2 separate regions of the Homo sapiens genome follow, and region 1 is linked to region 2. A link is an interaction called in ENCODE POLR2A ChIA-PET data of the cell type or tissue named here. Cell type or tissue: HepG2. All regions are shown on one strand. Links, peaks and the distances in the headings refer to the core of each region. The heading gives the core; the rest is flanking DNA. Region 1 overlaps ALAD (aminolevulinate dehydratase). Region 2 holds the start of LOC105376223 (a long non-coding RNA gene).

Region 1 (10,934 bases), core at 65-5,064, 260 kb after region 2:
GTGGGCAGGGGTCTGCTGTGAATCCCTGGCCCTTTGGCCCAAAGCTGGAGCCCACCCTGATGACTCTGCTTTGCAGGGATGCAGCTAAGTCAAGCCCAGCTTTTGGGGACCGCCGCTGCTACCAGCTGCCCCCTGGAGCACGAGGCCTGGCTCTCCGAGCTGTGGTGAGTGACTAGGACTTGAGCCCCACCCTCAGCCCCCTCCTAGGCACCACCCACATTATACCCTCATCCCTTAGGACCGGGATGTACGGGAAGGAGCTGACATGCTCATGGTGAAGCCGGGAATGCCCTACCTGGACATCGTGCGGGAGGTAAAGGACAAGGTGAGCACAGGTACGAGGCAAAGGGGGCTCAGGGGGCTGGGACAGAGTTTTCCACAGACTCTGGAATCTCAGAGTTGGAAGCAGTTTGCCCTTAAGCATGCATCCTCTCCTCCCCTTCCCTGCCCAGGAACCATCGTGGCCTTCTATGTCGGGGCTTGCACGAGCCTCAAACAGCCCTGCTTTAACAGTTCAAGAGTGGGCCAGGCTGCCAGCCGCAGTAACCCAGGACACGGGGCTCAAGATGGTCACAGATTGAGCAGGGGGGAAGGGACGCTTCCAGAGCCACATCCACCCTCCATTTCAGCCTGTCTCCCTGTCTGCTTCCCTGCAGCACCCTGACCTCCCTCTCGCCGTGTACCACGTCTCTGGAGAGTTTGCCATGCTGTGGCATGGAGCCCAGGCCGGGGCATTTGATCTCAAGGCTGCCGTACTGGAGGCCATGACTGCCTTCCGCAGAGCAGGTAGGCAGGCAAGGGTGGGGTGTTTTGACCTGCGCCACAGGGACTGATAAGCACTCTGCCTAGATTGGGGAACGACGTCCTGAGAGCTTGGGATCTTATTCCGGGAATTACTAGTGATCTAAACAGACACACACTGAGGAAGAGATATGGAACTGCAGCATAGAACACGGCCCGGTGAAGCAAGCAGAGCCCTTCATTTTTGGTTGTGAGAACGTGGGCAAGCCACTTCTCTGAACCTCAGTGTCCTCACCCATAACTGGATAACTGGGGATAAGATACCTGGTGCGTGGTTGTCCTGAGGATTAAATGAAGTAATATCACTCCATAAAGGGGACTCATTTTGTTAGAATTGCACACCAGCATGGGAAGGAACTTGCCTCTTACCTATTTCCTTCACTGTGCATTTTATTCTTTGGTAAACTGAGGCCCCAAAAGAGGAAATGACTTGCCCAAGAAATAGAGTTTCCCAAAGCTGGGCTCCGTCTCATGTGGTGTGCCCACAGGCTGTGCTTCTTCATGGTAGCCTTCTTCCCCGCCTGGCCTTCCCATCGCAGAAGGTGTGCTCAGAGCTGATCAGCGTCCCCCCAGCAACTTTCTGCATCTCTCCCAACACAGGTGCTGACATCATCATCACCTACTACACACCGCAGCTGCTGCAGTGGCTGAAGGAGGAATGATGGAGACAGTGCCAGGCCCAAGAACTAGAACTTTAAAACGTTCCCGGGGCCTCAGACAAGTGAAAACCAAAGTAAATGCTGCTTTTAGAACTGTGCCCTCATGCCCTCTTCCTGCTCACATGCTAGCGGGGCCCAGCAGCCCTGGGTGGTTTTGCCAGCATGCTAACTCTTGTAACTCGCAGCTGCATCCTATGAGCTCTCCCAAGCTTCCCCGCCCCTCCCCTGGGTCAGCCGTGAGGCCCACCTTTGCCACCCTCAGCTCTTTCCTCTGGTGTGGCTTCAGCTTGAAAGCAACCTGGAGTCGGGGGCACAGCCTTTGGGGCCTGGCTGGGAGAGGGTCTTGGAGCATTAGGGGAAGAAGAGAGCAGTGGGATCTTGGGGCCTGAGAAGCCTTGGAACGCTTCTGGCAGCAGAGCTGGGTGTGGGAATGAGGCCTAGATCGATATCCCTGGGTTAGAGTTGAAATTTGCCGCAATTCCACTGGAAGGCATTTCCCACGAGGCCAGAGGTTGCCAGGCTGCCTGAGGTCTCCTATTCTACTCTGAACCATAAACCCAGAGAAGAATTACTCATTAACCAGCATAAATACTGCCTGAGGATCAAAACTCAGAGGCAAAGAGGGAGTTCCTGACTGCTAGAGGTGCCACCACCACAAACACTTTTTATTCAGGAGATACTTTTTGAGAATCTCTGCTCTGTTCCTAGGTTCAGTGCTGGGTCCTGGGAATACAGCAGGACAGACCTCAGCTTATCTCTTCATAGAAATTATACAAAGAGAATTGGGGAGACAGCTAAGAAGAAAACAAAGAAATAAAGCAGTTACAAATTGTGATAAGTGCTTTGAAGGAAAGAAGGGGTCTGAGACAACAACAGGGAAGGGGCCTCTCTTGAAACAGTAGTTGGGAAGGAGGCAGACATGCACCAGTGATGTGGTGACAGGTGCTCTGAAGGAGGTCACCAGGACCTGACCTCTTTGAAGGATCAGAAAATACTTCCCTGAAGGACTGACATTTGAGCCTAGACCTGAAGGGTGAGCCATCAAGCTAAGACAATTGGGGAAGAGCATTCCAGGGAGAGGGAGGAGTTGTGCAAAGGCCCTGGGGCTCCTTCTAGCTGGAGGAATGCAAGGCTAGCTTGTCTGGAGCACTGAGAGGATGGCCTGAACTGAGTGGAGAGAGACAGACCAGGACCAAACCATGCAGAGGTCAAGGGCCACATTCACCTTTTCAGAGTGACTCAATCAAATTTGTAGTTTGTAAAAGTATTTTAACAGCTCTGCGGCAAAGTGCAAATGAAAAGTCTTGATGGCATGGACTGGAGCGGGGACAGTGGGGATGGAGAAAGGGGAATGGATTGTGGATGTGTTTAGAAGGTAGATTCGATGTGAAGGATGAATCTGGCTTGACCTTCTGGGTGGCTGATGGGCCATTTACTGAGATGGGGCAGCCTGGAAGAGGAACAGAAGCAGGGTCGGGGTGGAGGGAGAATACTAAACTTAGCTTGAGACATTTTGCAATAAGGAAGCTATATCTAGAGTGCTTATGTGACTCACCTAAGGCCACTCAACAAGTTTGTGGCAGAACTGGATTAGAACTGCACAGAAAACAGCCAAGCTGGGATTTGAACCCATGTAGTCCAACTCCAAGGCCTCTGCCCCTAACCACTGTGCCATACCACCTCCCAATAATCAACAGCAAAATTATAGGTCTAACAATGTTTTATAGACACCCCTCCATTTATGTGATGGGTTTGCATCCTGATAAACCCATCATAAGTTGAAAATATGATCATAAGTTGAAAATATGATCATAAGTCAAAAATGTATTTAATATACCTAACCTACCAAACATCATAGCTTAGCCTAGCCTGCCTTAAACATGCTCAGAACACTTACATTAGCCTACAGTGGGCAAAACTATCCAACACAAAATCTATATTGTAATAAAGTTGTAAAGAATTTTGAATAAAAATTCAATATTTGAAGTACAGTTTCTACTGAATGTCTTGTTTCATACTGTTGTAAAGTCAAAAATTGTGAATTGAATGATCACAGTTCGGGGACCATCTGCAATTAGCCCCAGTTATACGGGGAGACCAAGGAGACCAGGCACCTACTTGGTTGCAAGTGATGGAAATCCAGTTCAATAGCAAAGAAGGACATGATTGGTTTTCATAACTGGATTGAGATAAGGACAGGTGTGGTTGGGCCCAGGGTCAAACCCCATGGAGGTCTCTGTCCCTTTCTAACTCTCGTCTGTGTTTGCCCCAGCTTTATACTCAGGTGGGTTTTTGCCACTTGCCAGCAACATGATCCTCAATAATTCTAGGCTTAAATAGTCGTTAAGATTTGTAATCCCAGAGAAAGAGCCTTCCTGTCCCATCACTCACATAGCAAATCTCTGGAGGTCTCTGATTGGGCCTGTTCAGGCCACATGGTCCACTCTTGGCTCAGTCACTGTAAACAATGGGATGGGAGATGGCGCCACAATTGACCAGGTAGGCCTCATTACACAGAACGCTGTCTTGGACTGAGCTTTTGCACCAGTGGCCTCCTTGGCTTGGAATGCTTTTCCCCTAAATCTATATGGCTGTCTCTCTTGTTAAGATCTCAGCTCAAAGCATCCCTTCCTCTGAGAAACCTGACCCAACACCCAATCTAAAGTCACTCTTGGAGCTGGGCGTGGTGGCTCACACCTGTAATCCCAGCACTTTGGGAGACCAAGGCAGGCGGATCACTTGAGGTCAGGAGTTCAAGACCAGCCTGGCCAACGTGGCAAAACCCCATCTAGACTAAAACTACAAAAAATTAGCCGGGCATGGTGGCAGGCGCCTGTAGTCCCACCTGCTTGGGAGGCTGAGGCAGAGGAATCACTAGAACACAGGACGCAGAGGTTGCAGTGAGCCGAGATCATGCCACTGCACCCCATCCTGGGCAACAGAGAGTCAGACTCTGTCTCAAAAAAAAAAAAAAAAAAAAGTCATTCTCCAGTCACTCTGTATTAATCAGGATTCAGGTTCAGTGGATATAACAAAAGCCAAAATAATGATAGCTTGAGATGAAAATTTACTTCTAAGCAATCCAGGGCTGATATGTCAGCAATATGTTGTGAGGGGTCTCAGCTCTTGCCTTGTTCTGTCATCATCAACACATCTTGGCCTCCATCTCATGAACAAAGATGGCTGGTGCTGGGCACAGTGGCTCACACCTGTAATCCCAACACTTTGGGAGGCTGAGATGGGTGGATCACTCAAGTCCAGGAGTTTGAGACTAGCTTAGGCAACATGAGGAAACCACGTCTGTACAAAAAATACAGAATTATCTGGGTGTGGTCGTGCATGCCTGTAGTCCCAGTTACTCAGGAGGCTGAGGCAGGAGCGAGCCCAGGAGGTCAAGGATGCAGTGAGTGGTGATTGCGCCCCTGCACTCTAGCATGGGAAACAGCGTGAGACCCTATCTCAAAACCAAAACAAAACAAAAAAATGGCTGGGCCAGTTCCCATCATCAGGTCCTCTTTCCAGCCAGCAGGAAGAGAAGAGCAAATGGAGGGCATGACCCTTCTTTATAAAGTCATGACCCAAAAGTTGCACACATCATTTCTGTCTACACACCCTTGTCTCAAATTAGTCACATGGTCATGCCCAGTTGTAAGGGAGGCTGGAAATAGTCTAGTGGGCCAGCCATATGCTCAACTAAAACTCGGGAGTTCAGTTACTAAGGAAGATGGAGAGAATGGATAGTAAGGCAAATGGCCATTTTTACCTAATGGAGGTTCTTGGGATCACAGAAACAGTGGTCAGAATATTAAAGAAAAAAGATCCTTAGAGACTATCTAGTTAAACACTCTGATTTTATAGATGGGGAGACAGACCCAGAGAGGTGACCTGTCCAAAATTAGACAGCAATCTAGTCAGTGGCAGACCAAGGCTGGAATTCAGGTCTCTTAACTCCAAGCCCAGTGCTCAAAACTCGGGAAGGGGCTGGGCATGGTGGCTCACACCTGTAATCCCAGCACTTTAGGAGGCCGAGGTGGCAGGATTGCTTGAAACCAGGAGTTCAAGACCAGCCTGGGCAACAAAGCACGACCCCATTGCTACAAAAAAAATGTTTTTCAATTAAAAATAAAACTAGTGAAGGGATTCGTTTTAGAGGGACTTTAGCTTTATATGTATTATTTCTATTCATGTATTATATGTAACAAGGATATATTCATGTGTGGCTATGTAAATAAAAAATGAAAACTTAACCAATACATATATGAAAAGGTGTTATCTTCATTAGTGGAGAAAATTCAAGTTAAAACCGCAATGAGATACCACAATACATCCACAAAAATGCCTAATACTGGCTGGGTGCGGTGGCTCATGCCTGTAATCCCAGCACGTTGGGAGGCCGAGGTGGGCGGATCACGAGGTCAGGAGTTTGAGACCAGCCTGGCCAACATGGTGAAACCCCGTCTCTACTAAAAACACACACACACAAAAATAGTCAGGTGTGGTGGTGTGCGCTTGTAATCCCAGCTACTCGGGAGGTTGAGGCAGGAGAATTGCTTGAACCCAGAAGGCGGAGGTTGTAGTTAGCTGAGATCGTGCCACTGCGTTCCAGCCTGGGCAACAGAGGGAGACTCGAAAAAGAAAATGCCTAATACTAAAAGGACAATGGGACAATGTCAAGTGTTGAGAATGCAGAACAACTGGAACTCTCAGATATGACTGGTACACCCTTTCAAAATGCCTGGCTCCACAAGAACAAAAAAAAAAGAAAGAAAGAAAGAAAGAAAGAAAACAAAATGTCTAGCTCCAGCCTGGGCAACATAGTGAGACCATGTCTATACTAAAAAATAAAAACAAAAATAAAATTAGCGGGGCGTGGTGACACATGTCTGTGGTTCCCGCTACTTGGGAGGCTGAGGCAGGAGGATTGCCTGAGTCCAGGAGGTGGATGCTGCAGTGAGCCATGTTTGGCCTGCACTCCGGCCTGGGCTACAGAGGGAGATCCTGTCTGCAAAAAAAAAAAAAAAAGAAAAAGAAATGTCTGGCCCTATTTACCAAAGCTGAACATATGCATACCTTATGACCCTGTGATTCCACACCTAGGTATTACCCAACAGTATTTACCCAACATTACCTATGTTCATAAGACACATGTTCAACAGCATTCATAGCAGCATTTTATAATATATGTAATAAGGCCGGGCATGGTGGCTCATGCCTGTAATCTCAGCACTTTGGGAGGCTGAGGTGGGTGGATCACCTGAGCTTAGGAGTTCAAGACCAGCCTGGCCAACATGATGAAATCCCATCTCTACTAAAATACACAAATTATCCGGGCGTGGTGGCAGGCACCTGTGATCCCAGCTACTTGAGAGGCTGAGGCAGGAGAATTGCTTGAACCTGGGAGGTGGGAGGTTGCAGTGAGCCAAGATGGCGCCACTGCACTCCAACCTAGGCAACAGAGCGAGACTCTGTCTCCAAAAAAAAGAAAAAAGAAGTGTAATAAACAAAATTGGAGATAACCCAAATGTTCATCAACAGTAAAATGTGGTCTATTTATATAATAGAATATTAAAGGTGTGAGAATGGATTAACTACAACTACACATAGCAACACAGATGTATCAAACACAATTTTGAGCAAAAGAAGCAAGGCATAAAAAATACATGCTATATTATTCTGTTTATATACAGTTCAAAAACAAATAAAGTTTAACTATGCAGTTTGAAGTCAAGATAGTTACCCTTTTGGGTAGTAAGTAACTGGAAGTGGACAGGCTGTGGAGGGTTCTGGAAATTGTTCTTTTTCTTGGTCTGGGTGCTGGTTGCATGGGTATGTTCACTTTGGGAAAATTCACATTTTGCATATTGGGATACTGAGGCTCAGAGAGAAAAACAATTGAATGGAGAGCTCACAGACAGACAGATGGCAGAGCTGGGATCAGAACCTAAGGGGTTAGGTTTTCGGTGACCCTGAAAAGTAGACAGTATCAGACATTCTTGGATTCTGTGAAATGCAGTTGAACCTCTGGTCTCCCAGTTGCCCTTCCCACCCCCACTTCTGCTTCATGCTTATAACACAAAACCAGTTTTGCAAGTGAGTCGGGCTCTCTCTTGCAGGTCCAAAGTCTGTGACTCTGCACTTTGTGTTTCTTCCCAGGCCTGAACCCAGTGAACAGACCAACTTGGAACATAGGAGAAAGTTTTGTTTTTTTGTTTTTAAGAGTTGAAAGGAAGAAAATTAGGCCAGGCACAGTGGCTCATGCCTATAATCCCGGCACTTTGGGAGGCCAAGGTGGGTGGATCAGTTGAGGTCAGGAGTTCTAGACCAGTCTGGCTACACGGCGAAACCTCGTCTCTACTAAAAATACAAAAAATTACCCGGGCACAGTGGCGCACACCTGTAATCCCAGCTACTCAGGAGGCTGAGGCAGGAGAATTGCTTGAACCTGGAAGGCAGAGGTTGCAGTGACCCCAGATCGCATCACTGCACTCCAGCCTGGGTGACAGAGTAAGACTCTGTCTCACAAAAAAAAAAAAAAAAAAAAAGGGCCAGGCTCGGTGGCTCATGCCTGTAATCCCAGCACTTCGGGAGGCTGAGGCAGGTGGATCACCTGAGGTCAGGAGTTCAAGACCAGCCTGGCCAACATGATGAAATCCTGTCTCTACTAAAATACACAAATTATCTGGGCGTGGTGGCAGGCACCTGTAATCCCAGCTACTCGGGAGGCTGAGGCAGAAGAATCGCTGGAACCCAGGAGGTGGAGGTTGCAGTGAGCTGAGATGGCACCATTGCACTCCAGCCTGGGCAACAAGAGTGAAACTCCGTCTCAAAAATGGAAGAAAGAGAGAAAGAGACAGAGAGAGAGGGAGGGAGAGAGAGAGGGAGGGAGGGAGGGAGGAAGGAAGGGAGGAAGGGAGGGAGGGAAGAAGAAAGGAAAGAAAGAAAGGGAAGGGAAGGGAGGAGGGAGGGAGAAAGGAAGGAAGGAGAGAGAGAGAGAAAGAGAGAGAGAGAAGAGGGAGGGAGGGAGAGAAAGAAAGGAGAGAGAGAAAAGAGGGAGGGAGACAGAGAGAAAGAATGAAAAAAAAAGAAAGAAAGGAGGGAAGGAGGAAGAGAAAGAAAGAAAGAGAGGAAAGAAAGAAAATTAGATACATGTTTGTGTGCTGCTAGAAAACTGTGTCATAGCATAACCAAAACTGTCACCTCAGCAATCCCTGGGGAGTGAGATGGGGTGGGGAAGCCCTTCTCTCCCTGCCCCAAGGCTACTGCCCTTGTTCAGTAAGCAGGCTGAGGCCCCACACCCTTCTTTCCGGTTCCTCACCTGGAGTACTTTCCTTGATCTTAACCTGACAACCTCCTTCTCACCATTCAGATCTTTGTTCCTTCCTTGACCACCTCATCCAAAGAGATACCCTGTCACTGTTCATAAAATGATTGTTTTTACCGCTTCCACTTCTCTCTCTGAAATCACTTTGTTTATTTATCTACTCAATGGTTGTCTGCCCCTCCCATGCCCCATGCAGGCAGGAACCACCTTGTTTCCCACTGAATCCTCAGAGAAGGACAGGGGACACAGAGCCCACAGATGTTAGGTGGTCAATGAATGAGGTTGGGTGTTGGTGGGGGGCTGGCTTTTTATTTTGTACACGTTTGTATTTTGCATTATTATTATTATTTTTTGAGACAGAGTCTTGCTCTGTCACCCAGGCTGGAGTGCAATGCTGTGATGTCAGCTCACTACAACCTCTGCCTCCCAGGTTCAAACAATTCTTGTGCCTCAGCCTCCCGAGTAGCTGGGATTACAGGCACCTGCCACCATGCCCCACTAATTTTTGTATTTTTAGTAGAGATGGGGTTTCACCATGTTGGTCAGGCTGGTCTCAAACTCCTGACCTCAAGTAATCCACTGGTCTCGGCCTCCTAAAGTGCTGCAATTACAGACGTGAGCCACCACACCCAGCCTGTTATTATTTTTTAACAAGATGGGGTCTCACTTTGTTTCCTAGGCTGGTCTCATACCCCTGAGCTCAAGGGATCCTTCCACCTTAGCCTTCCAAAGTGCTAGGATTTCAGGCATGAGCCACTATGCCTAACCCTGAATATGTCTGTATTTTTTTTAATAGGAGAAAAAGCATATACATTTATTTGATCATAGTTTTTTTGTGACATGGGAGCCTTCAGAATGAAGAGCCACAGATACAGAGGAAACTGTCCATTTTTATGCTTAGGTTCAACGAAGTGTACATGGCCGTGTATGTAGGGAAAAGAGAGATCAGACTGTTATTGTGTCCATGTAGAAAAGGGAGACATAAGAAACTCCATTTTGACCTGTACCCTGAACAATTGCTTTGCCCTGAGATGCTGTTAATCTGTAACTTTGCCCCAACCTTGAGCTCACAGAAACATGTGTTGTATGGAATCAAGGTTTAAGGGATCTAGGGCTGTGCAGGATGTGCCTTGTTAACAAAATGTTTACAGGCAGTATGCTTGGTAAAAGTCATCGCCATTCTCCATTCTCGATAAACCAGGGGCACAATACACTGCGGAAAGCCGCAGGGACCTCTGCCCTGGAAAGCCTGGTATTGTCCAAGGTTTCTCCCCATGTGACAGCCTGAGATATGGCCTCGTGGGATGGGAAAGACCTGACCGTCCCCCAGCCCGACACCCGCGAGGGGTCTGTGCTGAGGAGGATTAGTAAAAGAGGAAGGCCTCTTGAAGTTGAGATAAGAGGAAGGCCTCTGTCTCCTGCCTGCCCCTGAAACTGAACGTCTCGGTATAAAACCCGATTATACATTTGTTCAATTCTGAGACAGGAGAAAAACCGCGCCGTGGCGGGAGGCGAGACATGTTGGCAGCAATGCTGCTTTGTTATTCTTTTCTCCACTGAGATGTTTGGGTGGAGAGAAGCATAAATCTGGCCTGTGTGCACATCCAGGCATAGTACCTTCCCTTGAACTTATTTGTGACTCAGATTCCTTTGCTCACATGTTTTCTTGCTGACCTTCTCCTCACTATCAGCCCGCTCTCCTATCGCATTCTTCTTGCTGAGATAGTGAAAATAGTAATCAATAAATACTGAGGGAACTCAGAGACCAGTGCCAGAGCAGGTCCTCCGTATGCTGAGCGCCGGTCTCCTGGGCCCACTGTTCTTTCTCCATACTTTGTCTCGGTGTCTTATTTCTTTTCTCAGTCTCTCGTCCCACCTGATGAGAAATACCCACAGGTGTGGAGGGGCAGGCCACCCCTTCACATGTAGAAACAGGATTGCACAAAACGCTAATAGACTGAATAGAGAAACCCACCAAGACCCATCTGTGTAGATTCTTCTTGGCCTCTCTGTGCAGTGTTCCTTCCTCCAGGGTATGCGGCAAGACCCTCTCAAAGGGGCCTGGGTGGTGGGGGCTGTCTTATGACCTGTCTTGCCTAAGGTCATAGTGCAAGGTGATGAGACTAAAGAGGAACAGAGCACAGGCACAGAAG
Region 2 (16,036 bases), core at 4,301-9,300:
GTGTGTGTGTGTGCAATGTGTACATGTGCATGTATACATATGTGGGCATGGTATACACATGTATATTTGCTCACATGGGTGTGCTCACATGTGCACACCTATATACAGATATGCATGCCTTGTGTGCACACGTGTGTTGTGCTCATGCGTGTGAGCATTTGTGTATGTGTTGTGCATATGTATGTGTGCATGGCTTTGTATGTGTATGGGCATATGTGTGTGCATATGATTCATGCCCATGTGTAGATATGTGTGTGTGTGTCTGTGTGCACAACATGTGCATGCGTATGTGTCTGCATTGTTGGCTCCCCCATCCCGAGCCTTCCAACGGTCTGTCTCAGGGATGACAGATGACTGAGCTTCCGAGGAAGCCAAGATGACGGACATAAAGCTGCAGCTGAAGATTGTTCAGGACTCGGCCAAGCAGCTGCCCACAGCCAAAAACTATGCGTGGAAGGCCTGCCAAGCGCTAAGCCACCTGTGCGCTAAGCCAAGCACAGGGAAATGTACAGCGTGTGGAAGGTGTTGTAACCACCAGCAATACAGTATTGCTGGTGGTCAGGGAAGACCTCTGTATGAAGTGACCTTTCAGCAGAGACAGGAAGGAAGTGAGGGCTCAAGGCAGGCGGATGTGGACGGGGAGGGTCTAGGCACTCCTGGGGCAGTGCTGTGTTTGGGGCAATCAAGCAGCAGCAAGGGGTGGGTGAATGAGGGGGGAGCTGGAGAAATTAAAGTTGGGGGTGGGGGCACGTGATTCTGAAGCCCACCTGGGTCCTGGCCACCTTTGGTTTCATCTCCGCCCCCTGGCTGCCCCTCCCCTCTCACCTGGATGCCTGCAACAGCTCCCCAGCCTGGGGAAGAAGCCCGGAAGCTTCGGGTCCTGATGCAGCCTCATTTTTCCTCCTTCCAAGCCTTGGCGCCACCCTCTCCCCCGCCCCTGCCGTTCCCTTGGCTTCTTCTGCTCCCACTGAATTGTACGTCTGAATCCCACTCAACCTTCCAGGCCCACCTCACCCCTCACCTCCTCCAAGAAGCCTTTCCTGCCTTCTTGGAGGGGAAGCCTCCCACCTCACAGCCCAGTGTGGGTTGGTTCTGTCCCCACGGCTAGCCCATCAGGATTCCTGAGGATAGGGGCCCTCCACAGCACCCTCTCCTCCCCATCCTTTCCAACTCATGGGACAGGAGGCTATACAGTCATCTTGGAAGATCTGAGGGCAGGAGACTGTCCAGGATGGTCTACTTGGCTGGGCTGGGAGGAGAGTAGCACACTGGGTTTGTGGCCACCATCCCCAAGGCCCTGGATGTCAAAACTTCTAAATTTTGTCTTACAGTGTTAAAGGGCAGGCTCTGGAACCACATTGCCTGGATTGAGTCCTAGCTCCACCACTGAGCAGCTGAGTGACCTTGGGCAAGCTACCTAGCCTCTCTGTGCTTTATTTCCCCATGTGCAAAACAAGGATAATAGTAGGGCTGTTGTAGCATATATGTAAAAAGCGCTGAGTTCAGCAGCACATGGCAGAGCAAGGGCTTATAGAGTTATTAGCTACAATTGTTACTACCAGGTTCAAATCTAGCTGCATCTCTGTGATCTTGTACAAGTCAGTTAACATCTGGACCACCAAAGCCCAGCCACTGTCCCCTGGCATCTTGAGTGTGCTTGTGCACACACACACACAATGGATTTTGTTTTGTTTTGTTTGAGACGGCGTCTTGCTCTGTCGCCCAGGCTGGAGTGCAGTGGTGCGATCTTGGCTCACTGCAACCTCCACTTCCCAGGTTCAAGCAATTCTCCTGCCTCAACCTCCCGAGTAGCTAGGACTACAGGTGTGCGCCACCACACCTGGCTGATTTTTGTATTTTTAGTAGAGATGGGGTTTCACCACGTTGGCCAGGCTTGTCTCGAACTTCTAACCTCAAGTGATCTGCCCGCCTCAGCCTCCCAAAGTGCTGGGATTACAGGCATGAGCCACCGCGCCCGGCCCACACAAAACGTTTGTTCACTTGTTTACTATCTGCCTTCCCTATTGCAGACCTGAACGTAAGCTCCATGAGGCAGCGCGTTGCCGTTCATCAGCGAAGCACCAGCTCCCAACAAAGTGTCTGGCAAATAATAGGTGCTCAGTCATTATTCCACAAACAAATGAACAAATGTGGACCTTCTTCATTTGTCAAACAGGGGATGATCATTCCTCTCTCACAAGGCTACTGTTGGAAATGAACGAGATCACAGCACATGGAAGCCACACTCAGTTTTCCTCCACGAGTGGGAGAAGCATCTGGGGACGGCTATCTTGGAAGTGGACGCCAGGAGGCAGCAAAGGGCCAAGTCACTCAGGACACACTTAATCCTTGCCAAGGATTTCCAACCCGCCAGCAAGCAGGAAGAGGGAGCAGAAAAGAGACGAGGGGGGCCCTCTTGCAGCTCCTGCCAAGTGCCAGGGAGCTGTAGGCTCTCGTGGAGCAGATTGATGCACCTCACTCGTTCCTTCAGCAAGCCTTAATTGAGTCACAGAGAGGTAAACAGACAGATTCTCACTCTTGTGGAGCTCTGAGCCTAGCAAGGAGACAGTCTCTCGACACAATTAAAGGAAGCTGTCTGCGCTGAAGGCAGCAGGTCTTCAAGTTTCCTTGAGCACAGTGACCCTGTATTTTAGGCTGAGATGTGATAGCTGAGCAAGAGTTAACCAGGTGAAGAGGAAGGGAGGTGGTGAGAGCTTCAGACAGAGGGAACAGCCTGTGCAAAGGCCCCAAGGCAGGAAAAGGCAAGTTCATTTCATCTTTGGCCCAGAGACAAAAAGTGACTCTCCAAGATCACACATTGAGAAGCAGAGCCCAGCTTTCTGGCTCTCCCTCCAGGCTCCGTCCCGCATCCCTAGTTTCCCTTCCAACAAGCTTCAGCTCTGCTGTAGCAGCAGCTGGGCCGGAGGCAGAGGAATTTTGGCCCGGACACAGCCTGACCCAACTTCCCCAGAATATGAGCTCATAAGAGATTTTAATTTTGATGTCTAGACTAAGACAATGACCAAATGTCCTAGGGCGAATGAGGCTGATAAGAGCCTATATTTGGGGAAACGAGGCAGCCCTCTCTGTTATCATGTTTCAGAGTGGCCCTTGGCCAGGGCAAGGGGGCTGCGGAGGCCGGCGGAGCTAAGCATGGAGGTTTCTAACGCAGTGAGGGCATTGGCTGGGACTCAGAGATGCTTGGAAAGTTGCAGTTAAGACTGACCCTCATCTAGATGAGCATTCCAAGGAGCCTTAGCATGGGACAGGGCAACCCTGTTTTATCAGTGGGAATAGATAAGGTTATACTGGAAACAAAACAACTGCTAAATCCAAGAGGCTTCAAACCATAAAGATATATTTCTCATACAGAGTCAACTCCATGCTGGCTGGGCGTGGCCCCTGGGTACCAGGCCAGGAGGAGAGCAAGGGAAAACTTGGAGCATCTGCAATTGAATGCTTCCACCCAGTGGCCACAGCCAGCTGCGTCCATGCCCAAGGTCAAGGTGGTGGCTTGGTGCTGTCATACCGTGTGCTGGAGGAGGAAGAGGCCCAGGGACATAAAGCAAGCACGGGCGTCCATCTCCCCACCGTGGCATGAATAGAGATGCCTGGGAAGCCACAGTGGGAGCTGGATCTCATTTAGCCAGTTGTCCCAAAAAGACAAGGCCTTGGGCTGGGCAACCTACCTTGGACAGTTGTGTCATTCATGAGCAATTACTCTCTGCCCCGTGCTCCGGGGGTGTTAGGACATTTAATCCTCCCAACAACACTCTTAGGTAGATGCTGATGTTCTGCCCCATTTTACAGATGAGAAAACTGAGTCATAGAAAGGTTAGATAATCTGGCTGAGTCCACCCAGCATGTCAATGCCAGAGTGAGACATCACACCAGGCGTCCCACCTGTGAACCTGTGCCCCTAGCTGCCAAACAGGTGTTGAGAAAGACTGGGATACCCCACAAAGAAAGGCCTGGGGGCCAGGGCAGGGGTGCCAGGGGAGGTGTAGGACGCAGAGGGCTACTGACACAAGTACTTGCAGCTTTGCAGGGAGAGAAAGAGAGGGAAAAGAGGGGTCTTATGAGGAGCAGCTTCTGTGGTAAGCAAAGCTTTGAGTGGAGGTTGGGGAAAGAGGATTGTTAGGACGTTTTTCTGCCACAGGATACAAGTTCTGACTTTGTATTGTAGATTTCAGCAAAGATTATGGCTTTTCCATGCCTTTTTCTTTCACAATTATTTTCTTTTTTTTTCGAGACAGAGTTTTGCACGGTCGCCCAGGCTGGAGTGCAGTGGCATGATCTTGGCTCATTGCAACCTTCGCCTCCCAGGTTCAAGCAGTTCTCCTGCCTCAGCCTCCTGAGTAGCTGGGATTACAGGCACATACCACCCTGCCCAGCTTTTTTTTTTTTTTTTTGTATTTTTAGTAGAGATGGGGTTTCGCCATGTTGGCCAGACTGGTCTTGAACTCCTGACCTCCTGATCTGCCCGTCTTGGCCTCCCAAAGTGCTGGGATTACAGGCGTGAGCCACCATGCCCAGCCTATTTGCATTTGTGTGTGTGTGTGTGTGTGTGTGTGTGTTTTTCTAATTTGGAAGGTTTTCTAATGCACAGAATAGTTGAAAGAATACCCCTATCTGAGATCCACCATTAACATCTTACTGTATCCCCTCCATCGAGCTCTCTCTCTCTCTCTATTTCTCTTCTTCCTCCCGCTCTTTTGCCAAACCATCCAAAATTAAGCTGCAGACATCATGATACTTCACCCCCAGATACCTCTCCATCTCTCAGGACCAAGGTCATCCTCCTACGCAATCTCACACCAGTGCCACACCAGGGATAATCAGCATTGGGCAACATCACCCAACACAAAGTCCACACTCGCATTCCACCAGTTGCTCCAAAACATGCTGCTATTTATTTTTCCAATCCAGGATCCTGTCAAGTGTCATGCATGGCATTTGGCATTTGGCTGGTGTGTACCCCCTCACTCTGCTCCTCATGACACTAAATCTTTTGAACAATCCAGGCCACATGTCCTGCATAATATCCCACGATTCCCAGGTTAGCTTCAGGCCGAACTTTTCCAGCAAGGGCAGCACATCCTGTCAGCCCACATCACATGGACAAGGGCCAGCCTGACTGCTTTGGGGAGGTGCTGGCTGCCCGGCCCTGCCATGCTCAATGCACACCCCGTCTGCAGGGAATACAAAATCTCTGGAGTGATACTTCAAAATTGTGAATATCTTGTTCCCCAACCACTGGCATTCCATGATCTCTTCACATGCACTGATGATTCTCACCTGAATCACTCATCACATTGGAGGTTATGAATGTTGATTTTCTAATTTTTTTAAGACAGGGTCTTGTTCTGTTGTCCAGGCTGGAGTGCAGTGACACAATCATAGCTCACTGCAGCCTCAAATTCCTAGGCTCAAGTCATCCTGCCTCAGCCACCCCAGCAACTGAGACTACAGGTGTGAGCCACCACACCCAGCTAATTTTTAATTTTTTTTCTTAGAGATGGGGTCTTGCTATATTGTCCGGGCTAGTCTCCAACTCCTGGCCTCCAGTGATCCTCCCACCTCGGCCTCCCAATAATTATTTACACAGATAGCAAGAGGAGGCCTGGTTCTTCTGATGCAGAACTATCTGAGACTTGTCTATGGCCCCCCAGTGCTTTCCAGGTCACCCTGATGGCAGGTGGTAGGAGGGTGGGCAGGCTATCATGGTAGAGGAGGCTGGCGCCAGGCCCAGCTCCATCACCAACTGCCTTTGGGGCCCAAGTTGGTCTCAGAACCAGCAGCACTGACTCACCTGGGAGATTGTTGGAAACCCAGGCCTCCGAGTAGGAACCTGCATTCCAATGACTCCAGGGGACCTGTGTGCAAGTGAACAGAGTCCGGTAAGAGGTGGCCTGAGGAACCCCATAAGCCTCTCTGAATTTGAGCCTTTCAAGGTTGAGACCATGAGTCAAACAGGCTCAGGCCCATGTTTTTCAGAAAAGCAGATTCTAATACCCGCCTACACAAGAAGGTGATGAAGGTTATGATGACAACAGCAACAACAACTGCCATTTCTAAGGAAGGAAAACGAGCTTGGACATTTCACCAAGGTTTTTGAAGAGTATGTTTGTAATCAATAAGAAGGGTAGAATTTGTAGAGGAGAGGGCCTGGGGGTCATTAATCAGAAATGTGATGGGTTGGGTTGACCTGTTCCATCACAGGGCCACACAGACCGTCTTCCTAAAGTTTCTGTACTGCAGAAAGAGAATAGCCCACACCAGGGGGTGGGTGGGAAGGAGCAGGGACAGAGGGGATGGGAGGGAACAGGAGGCAGGGTGTGTGGCAGAGCACAGTGAGGCAAAAGCCTGCAATTGCGTTAAGTCTCCTCAGCCTCATGTGTTCACTTCCAAATTCATGTCAAATTCTCCTGTTTCATCATAAATCCATGTTTGTTTCAATATTTTAAAAATGTTTTAAACTGCCATCAGGAGAACATCAATTTCCTACCCTATTCATCCCACGGCTTTGTCCCTCCCCAAAGCAGCCCTGGGCCCCAGGGATTTGTGAAGTTTCCAGCAGAGAGGGACCCAGCAGAGAGGGACCTGTCCACAGCTGCAGGAGGCCTTGGCGGGGTAGGTAGGTGTTCACAGCTGCGGAGAGACAGGGAGGCTCTGATTTGTCCAGAATCTCAACTGGGTGAGATGCTTCTGCTCCACACAATCCTCACCTGTGTCCAGTGTTTTCATCTCCAAGGCTTTTACTGCAACCTCCCCTCCCATCAGGTTTTATACAAGCTCCATGGGCCCTGCTGGCCAGGCATCATGACCATCCCATTCTACAGATGAAAGCGGCTGAGGCACAGAGCAGTGCAGCAGCTCATCTGAGAGTGCATGTCAAGTGACTCAGGTGTTCTGACTTCTGGACCAGTGAGTCTTCCTGCTGGCCTGGCCCGGAAGTCTCATCCCTTCCCCAATGCAGAGGGAGGCATCTTCCAGTAGGACGAGCAGGATGTGGTGTGCTTGCCCAGCAGTGTTGCCAGGGGTGGAGGAGAAAGGTTCCGCCTGCCTGCTCCAGGGTAATCAGAGCCTCAGGAAAGGAGGCTGTTCCGCATCAGGGGTCAAGTGAGAGGAAGGGGAGACTGGGAGAGCTGTAAGTTCTCGAATCCAGGCAGCCCCAGGCTCGCCCATTTTTAGGGCCTGTGGGCCACCCCAGGCTGGGGAGCAGAATGTGCACAGTTTGGGGGTTGGGGAACAGGAGTGACCTTGAAGAGGAGTCAGGTTTCAGCCCAGGCCGAGGATGCTTTCTCACAGTCGCTGGGATGAGACAGGCTGCCTGAGCAAATAGTAAGCTTCCTGTCCGAGAGCTATGCAAGCAGAGACTGGCTGACCTCACCCTCCAACAGGCATGCTGCAGGCAACTTGCAGGCCATGTGTCGCATCGATCCTCAGGACCCCATTCCAATAGGTGAAGCAAGTCTCAATGCTTTGGCCCTTGCCCTCATTTTCGGCTTCTCCATGAGGGGTGGTGGAGGACCCCACCGAAGGCCATGTCTGCTGTCTCTATGTGGTCTGGCAGAGGACATCAGGTCTCACGGAGAGGAGATGACCACAGAACTAGGAATCAGGAAACCCTTCCAACCCCACAGCATTGATCCACGGATGCTGTGTGTCTGAGCAAGTCACTTCACCTCTCTGAGCTGTCCATTCCCTTCCAGGCAGTGAGAATATTGCTCCTCCCACCTCAAAGGGCTGATTTTGGACACCCTCAAGAAATGGATGAGGGACTAGATTTTCAAAGTGTACTCTTGCTATCCCAGAAGACATTGGGATACAATTATCCCCATTTTGCAGATGGAAAAAAAGGAAGCTCAGAGAGGGGAAGCAGCTTGCCGAATGTCACAAAGCATGTCAGAGGCAGATTCCAGACTTGAACTCAGGGCTCCCAATCTCAGTTCAGAGCTGTCTCTCTCAAAAGACCCCACGAGCAGGATCACTGGAGAAAGGCAGGGTCCCCTCCCTCCCTGAAGATGTCAGTTTTGACAGTAACTGGTGAAGGAGCCCTTTGTCTCTGCGGTAGGACTTAGTCTGACAGAACAGGAGGACACTAGCTATCTCTCCCCTCCCTGGAGTGGCAGGGGATTCCCTTCCAGAAAATCTCATGGCTCTGCAACCCACACCCAGGCTAGACAAGAAAGATGCCCACACGTACCTTGCTCTAGGAAGGCTGGGGACCCCTCCCAGATCTGCCCCAATTGTCACTCTAATTGGTATAGCATGTCCACGTTCACAAAATGCTAGGTGACCTTGTGGAAGTCCTTCCGCCCTCACTAGGCCTCAGTTTCCCCATGCATAAGCTGTATCAGAGGTTGGGTGTCAATCTCTCACCACCATTGGCTCAGAACCAGCTCTGGCACACACAACAAAAATGGAGGCTTTGTTTCTTTCTTAAACCAAACAGATTAAAATATTCTGGTCCAAGGCAGCCTCGTGTGAGTCCGGTCCCCACACGGCTCTCACAGTCGGAGCATCCTCCCCAAGCCCGAGGGCTCCAGATGGAAAGGCTCTTCTGGGCAGCGGGCCAAAGGCAGCCCAGGCACATCTGCTTCCACTCAGTGCCCTCAGCCGGCCGCTCTGCCAAGGCCTTGGCCCACAGCCTCTCAGGCTCTCAGGGGCCTGGAGAGAGCGCTGGGTCCCATTATGGGGGAGACAAAGGCCCCTGGCAGGACAACACTTGTAGCTTGCACGTGGCTCTCCCGGCCCTGCACCAGCAGCCAGGCCTGCTCCCAGCCCAGACACCAGGAGGCCAGCCAGGGCAGATGCTTAGTGACTCAGGTGGCAGAAAGAGAGCCCACGAGTGTTTTACGCAGATGCAGGTCCTACAGGGCTGAGGGGCAGGGAGGGAAGGGCAGCCACTCAGAGGTGTGGCTGCTGGAGGGGAGGCTGAGGGGCAACCTGGGCCTGGTGGTGGAGGAAGGTGTTGGTTTTGGCATCAGACCTGAGTTTGAATCCTCGCTCTGCCACCTCCTAGTGGGGCAACCTCAGGCACACCCTTCGCCCTGTCTGGTTTCTCATCTGGAAGACGGGATGATGATGTTACCAAGTCTCACGATCACTGTGAGAATTACGTAAGTCCAGGCATGCAAAATGTCTTACATGTAGTGATGCCAAGCCAATAGTAGTTGCTGTGGTTATTCTTATTATTATTACTACTATAGACATTCGTGTTGGGGAGAATGAAGGAGGTCCCGGTTTTATATCCTGCTCCCAATACATTGCCCCAAACAGCAAGCAGACAGGCATCTAGAAAGATGCCACTACAGCCACAACACAAAGGGACAGAGAAGTCCTATGGGGACTGGGTAGGTGGAAACAGCTGGGAGGTAGAGGCGGGGCCCTGAGGCCTGTCCTGTCCATATCCCACTGTGTAGCCCCAGTCCACCTTGACCTCACAGGGCTTCAGACCTGAGTTCAGGCTCTGACCTGAGTTCTGAGACTCTGGAGGTCTTCACTCAGCAGCATGGTTATAAAATCTATTTTAAGAGTGAAGGACAATGGAGCAAGCCCTGTGGGTCTCCTGGGACAGAATGGCCTGACCCTCTCTACCAGAGCAGTGCGACTTCCCAGCAAGGGCATGGCCACTAGGTCAACAAGCTTTCAGCCAGTCTTGAGAACCTCATTTCTAATGGCAAGGGCAGCCTCAGGGTCTAGGGTTCCTCTGGGGACAGGGGACAGGGGACAGGCTGATGTGGTAGCTGCTTTCTATGAGGCTGCACTTCTGGGATGTGGCACTTAAAGGGAGGGGACTGACCACTCACGGGCACAGTGTCATTCTTTCCCCAAGAATTGTGATGGTTTATTAGTTGACGTAGAAATATTTGCTGAACACTTACTTTGCATTCTGGGACAAAGGTGGTCCAAGCAGAGCAGGGCTGTGGCTGAGAAAAACCAGGGAACAACTGTTGCCCTCAGAATGGTCAGGGAGGGCTCCTCCAAGGAGGCATCAATGCATGAGAAGGCACTAGGTAGAAAGAAGGAGGCAGAGATAAATATACCCCAATTTTTCTCCTTTCTCTGTGTCCAGATCTTTTGCCCAGTGATCTTATAGCTGGTTCTTATCACTAAAAGGGCAGAGTCTAGCACCAGGCGCAGTGACTCATGCCTGTAATCCCAGTACTTTGGGAGGCTGAGACAGGAGAATCACTTGAGCCCAGGAGTTCGAGACCAGCCTGGACAACATACAGAGACCCCCATCTCTAGAAAAAATAATTAGTCAGGCATGGTGGCAAACGCCTGTAGTCTCAGCTCAGGAGGCTGAGACAGGAGGATCGCTTGAGCCCAGGAGGGCAAGGATGCAGTGAGCCATGACTGCACCACTGCACTCCAGCCTGGGCAACAGAGCAGGACCCTGTCTCAAAAAAAAAAAAAAGAGGCAGAGTCTGTTTCCCCACCCTTTACTCTGGCCCTGGCCATGTGGTTTTCTTTGGGCAGTAGGATGTTAGGAAATGACCCACACAGAGGCTGAAAACATGCTTCAGGATTCTGCCTTTTTCCTTGGACTCCTGCCTTCACCCCAGCAGGCCTGCTAGGGAGAAGGAAAGGCACATGGAAGAGAAGCCTGGTTATCTAAGTCACCCCAGCCAAGACTAGCCCAGACCAACCAACTGTCCATCAACCACCAACACGTGAGGGAGCCCAGCCGAGATCAAGATCCACAGAACCACCTGCTCCACCCGCAGCTGCCTGCAAATGCTTGAGTGAACTAGCCAAGACCAACCGAGATCCACCAGTGCCACCAAATCGGCAGAGCTGCCCAGCCCACCCACCGCCTCCCAAGAAACCACAAATGGTTGTTGTTTCAAGTCACTAGGTTTTGGAGTGTTTTGTTACCCAGCAGTTAACTGAGACTGATAACTGATACAGGGGGAGGGCATTCCAAGCAGTGGGAACAGCAATTGCTCAGAGATAAGAAAGAGCTGGGTGAGTTGTGAGAAACTGAAAAGAAGGCCAGCATAACTGGAATGCAGTGAAGGACCAGGAGGGAGAGAGAAAATGAGATCCCGGAGGTGAACGGGAGTCAGATCACGCAGGGCCTTGAAGGCCATTGAAAGGGCTTGGACATTTTTTAAGTACAGTGAAAGCCAGCGGTAGGTTTTAAGAACATAGTGGAGCCAGGCAGCAGGAGGCAGGGGCCAGGGCAGGGAAACCAGTGCAGGCATTTGATGCAATTAACTTTAAACCTCCGTCTGGCCACCCTCGGGGGATGGATTAGAAGGACCAGGAGCAGAAATGGAAAGACCAGTTATGGGGCTCTCCCCTTTGCAAAACAGGTCTCAGGCACTGTTCACACCAACCCTGCAAAGTGTACATATGGGGAAACCGAGGCTGAGGGAAGGGGAGCAAATTGCCCATGGTCATACAGTGAATCCCATGGCAAGGGTAAGATTGGGACCCTGGGCTCCTGATTTCTAGTCCAGAATTTTCTCTCCTGTTCCCCTTGGGCTTTACCAAGGAGCCAGAGGAAAGAGGTTCACCCCCACCCCGACGCTCACACACTATGCCTCTAATGCCGTCTGCCATCTCTCCATCCAACCACCTCTCTGCCCATTTCTAACACTGGATGAAATTTCTTCTTCCCCACACTATCCTCAGTCCCCTCAGACTTTCATCTCTGGTGCTTAGGGCTGATTTGGGTTTAACTGTGATTCTTTCTGTCTTGAACAGCTTCCTAACTAACCATTCACTGCAAGGCACCCTCCACCCAGCTGCCAGAGGGATCCTTCTGGCTCTGCTCCAGAATTCTCCATGCCTGCCATTGCCTTCAGAATAAAGTCCAATCTCCCTAGCCTGGCAATCGAGTACCTCCGCGATTGGGCCACCTCTCCAGCTTGAAGAGCATGAACTCTACAGTTGGATTGTCTGGGATTCAAACTCCACTCTATTTGTGGGACAGGAAGCAATCTCCTAGACTCTCTGAGCCTCTACTTCCTTGAAGCTAAAATGGGTACAGCAATAGGACTCATCTTGCCCAATCATGGTAAGAACTGACTCACCTGCCTGCCGGTACCTGGCTTGTAACAAGGGCTCAGTGAATGGCTGCCCTGTCGCCGCTGCCCTCCCTGGCAGGGTCAGTTCTCATGAAACTGCACTCTGCGGGGGGTCCCTTCAGTCACCAGCATTCATGTTGTGTTTCTGTTTCCACCATCATGAAGGTGAGAGTCAGGAACTTTGGTCCTATAGAGCAGCAGTCCCCAACTTTTTGGCACCAGGGACGTTTCGTGGAAGACAATTTTTCCACAGACAGGAGATGGGGATGGGGAGGGATGGTTTTGGGATGAAACTGTTCCACCTCAGATCATCAGGCATTAGTTAGATTCCCATAAGGCGTGCAGCCTAGATCCCTCGCATGCGCAGTCCACAACAGGGTTCGCAATCCTATGAGCATCTAAGGGCTCTGCTGATCTAACAGGAGGCGGGGCTCTAGCAGTAAAGCTCACTCACCCGCAGCTCACCTCCTGCTGTGCCTCCCGGCTCCTAACAGGCCACAGACTGGTACCAGGGGTTAGGGACCCCTGCTATAGAGGACAAGAAGTTTAGATTTCCCAGGTTCGTGAGTCTCAGAGTTTGTGAATATTTTATCTGTGCACACGCATGGTAACCTCCTTGAGAACCAGACCCACATCTAGTGGGGGTGTGACCTGTTCACTCACCCAAGCAGGGGGCCTCAAAACCAGGCTTGCCTCCAAGCCCTCCCAGCTCACCTGGCTAGGCCACCCTTCTCCATAAGATCATTCCATGGGTCTCATGGCCCTTTCCTGCCCTGGAGACTCAGATGGAACCACCTTATCCACCCTGCAACTGAAGCAGATCCTGTAGTTAATTGAGAAATCCTTCCAATGACCTCCTTAATCAGGCAGAGTACTATACTATCTTCTAAAGGCTTTTTACCCAAGTAGTCATCCCTGCTCTGTACCTACTCAATTTGCAAGAGATCTAAGGGAGTGACTATCTACACCGGAACCCCAAAGACCGAAGCCTTCTGGCTCTACCTTCTGATTAATAGCCTGATTAAGAAGGCCATTCAAGGTATTCTCAGTTAACTGAGGGATCTGCTTCAAGATGATTTTATGATCCCACTTCTCTTGATTAAAAAAAAACTAATGAGTCTCTGCCTTCTCAGGTACCCTATTACATCTGGATCATCTGATTTTTCTTGTAATATACACAATCTCGTTTGTGTAAGAACACATTATAAAAATGATTTAAACCATCAGTAAGAATATCAGCAGTGCTATCAACCAACTGAACTTAATTGACATTTAAGGAATGCTCCACCCAACAACAGCAGAATACACATTATCCAAGCACACATGGAGCATTCACTAAGACAGATCACATGCTGGGCCATAAAAAAGTCTCAACAATTTTTAAGAGATTGAATTATGCAGAGTATGACCTCTGGCTACAACAGAATTAAACTGGAAATCAGTAACGGAAAGATATTTTGAAAATTTCTAAATATTTGGAAATTAAAGTCATTATAAATAACACATGGATCAAATAAGAAATCACAAGGCAAATAAGAAACATTTTGAACCAAATAAAAATGAAAACACTGTATATTAAAATGAGTGGGATGTAGCTAAGAGAGTGCCTGAAGGGAAATGCATAGCTTTAAATGTTTATATTAGAAAAAAGATAGGGTTAAAATCAATAATGTAAGCTCCCACCTGAAGAAGCTTAAAAAAGAAGAGTAAATAAACCCAAAAGAAGGAGAAGGGAGGAATTATTAGTGAATAGAAATCAATGAACTAGAAGGAGAGAAAACAAATGGAGTAAATCTATAAAACCAAAAGATGGAAAAAAATAATAAATCTCTAACCAGACTGATCAAGGCAAAAAAAAAAAAAGAATAAAGACACAATTACCAATATCAGGAACTCAAAAGGTACATCAACATAGATCCTAGCAGGATAATAAGGGGATTTTACAAATAGCTTTTTCCCAAAAAATTTGACAACTCAGTGAAATGGAAAAGTTTCTTGAAAGACAGAAATTACCAAAACTTAACTTAAAAAGAAATAGAAAATCTGAAAACTTCTATATCTATTATGGAATTGGATTTGTAATTAAAAGTTGCAAACAAAACAAATTCCAGACTTAGATGGCTTAATGATAAATTCTATCAGACATTTAAGGAAAAATAACACAAATATTATACAAACTCTTTCAAAATGAGTTGGAGAATTTTCCAACTCATTTTGTGAGGTCAGCATTCCCATGACACCAAAACTAGACAAAGACAATGCAAGAAAAAGAAGGAAGGAAGGAAAGAAGGCAGGGAGAGAAGAAGGAACCACAAAACAATGTTCCTCATAACCAGAGAGGCAAAAATGTTTATATTTTAGCAAACTGAATCCAGAAGTGTATAAAATGACTGACTACATTTATCCCAGGAACACAAAATTGGTTTGACATTTGAAAATCAATTAATATTAATCACAATATTGGATAGAATAAATGAGAAGAGCCATATAATTATTTCAATAAATTCAGGAAAAAAATGACAGAACTCAACGGTCATGCATGATTTGAAACTCTCAGCAAGCCTGAAATAGAAGAAAATTCTTCAATTTGACAAAAAGTATCTATTAAAAACCTCATGTAAAAATCATATTTAATGGTGAAGATTTCTTTCTCACTAAAACTGGTAACAAGTCAAAATATCCATTCTCACCACTTAGATTCTATACCATACAGGAGGCACTAACCAATGCAATAAAGCATGAAACAGAAATAAAATACACAATCCCAGCAAAATACATACATATGGGATGAGACAGAGTAAAACAATATTTTAAAATGAAAACACAAGCCCCATAATTGTATACATAGAAAATCCTAAGAAATCTAATAAAAAGCAACTAGAACTAATGAGTGAGTTTAGCACAGTTCCAAGATATAAAGTCAATGTTCAAAACTGAATTGTATTTCTATGTACTGGTAATGAACACTTAAATATTGAATTTACAAAATACCATTTACAGACGTGTCCAAAAAACATGATATATATAATGATATATTTAACAAAATATATGTAATACTCTAGGAGAAAAACTATAAAACATCACTGAGTGATATTAAGGAACTCCCAAAGAAATGGAGAGATAATATATTCTTTGATTGAAAGCCTCAATATTGTTAAAATTGATCTATATATTCTCCCCCAAATTGATCTACAGATTCAACGCAATCCCAATCAACACTTAGCAGGCTTTTTTTTTTTTTTTTTGGTAGAAATTGACCAGATGATTATAAAATGTATATGGAAAACCAAAACACCTAGAATAAAATAAGTTGAAAAAGAAGAACAAATTTAAAGGACTTAAACCACCTGATTTCAAGCCAATTATAAATCTACAGTACTTAACGCAGTGTGCTACCGGCAAAAGGATTGACATAAAGATTAATGGAACAGATTAGAGAGACCTAAAATAGACCCAAGCATACACAGTCAATTGACTTTGACAAAAATGCCAAGGTAATTCAATGGAGGGAAAGATGGACTTTTCAATCAATGGTGCTAGAACAACTAGATATCAATATGGAAACAAAATGAACCTGACCTTCACCTCCTATTATACACAAAAATTAATGTGAATCGATCATAGAACTAGACATAAAAAAACAAAATTATTAAATTTCTAGAAGAAAACATAGGAGAAAATCTTTTTGACCTTGGATTAGGCAAAGATGTCTTTAGATCTGACACAAAATTCACTAACCATAAAAGGAAAAAATTATATAAGTTGAACTTCATCAAAATCTGAAGTGCTGCTCTTTGAAGATGTTAAGAAAATGAAAAGGCAAGCTACCAACAATACAAGATTCTGAGAAAGGACTTGTGTCCAGAATATATAAATAACTCCCTCAACTCAGTAATAATAAGAAAATCCCATTTTTAACATATTTGAACAGATACTTTACCAGAAAAGTATACAAATAGACAATAAGCACATAAGATGCTTAACGTCATTTG

What was found. ChIA-PET counts read pairs that join two places held together with the same protein. Peaks named below come from ENCODE experiments on the same cell type or tissue, not always from the same donor. Only the 100,000 strongest peaks of a DNase experiment are listed, where the experiment ranks them.
Region 1: POLR2A ChIA-PET joins it to region 2 with 5 read pairs; 4 of 35 experiments call an interaction of 5 or more read pairs at or near these places.

What each region holds. Positions count from the first base shown.
Region 1 is chr9:113,378,829-113,389,762 of GRCh38, reverse strand. ALAD (aminolevulinate dehydratase) reads left to right here. Exons shown (of 12, transcript NM_000031.6): 9 at 77-164; 10 at 239-325; 11 at 657-786; 12 at 1,402-3,451. The coding sequence ends at 1,463. Among named protein-coding and RNA genes, the nearest start is that of HDHD3, 7.3 kb to the right of the region's middle. RefSeq lists an enhancer at 8,611-8,670. In HepG2, for the core only: no CTCF peak of the experiment used is centred there; a DNase peak (open chromatin) is centred at 2,002; H3K4me3 peaks cover 465 bases.
Region 2 is chr9:113,641,857-113,657,892 of GRCh38, reverse strand. It overlaps LOC105376223 (a long non-coding RNA gene), which reads right to left and starts at 10,018. Exons shown (of 3, transcript XR_930254.3): 1 at 9,891-10,018; 2 at 5,813-5,876. RefSeq lists enhancers at 6,727-7,226, 8,212-8,712, 8,713-9,213. In HepG2, for the core only: no CTCF peak of the experiment used is centred there; DNase peaks (open chromatin) are centred at 4,892, 7,002 and 7,342.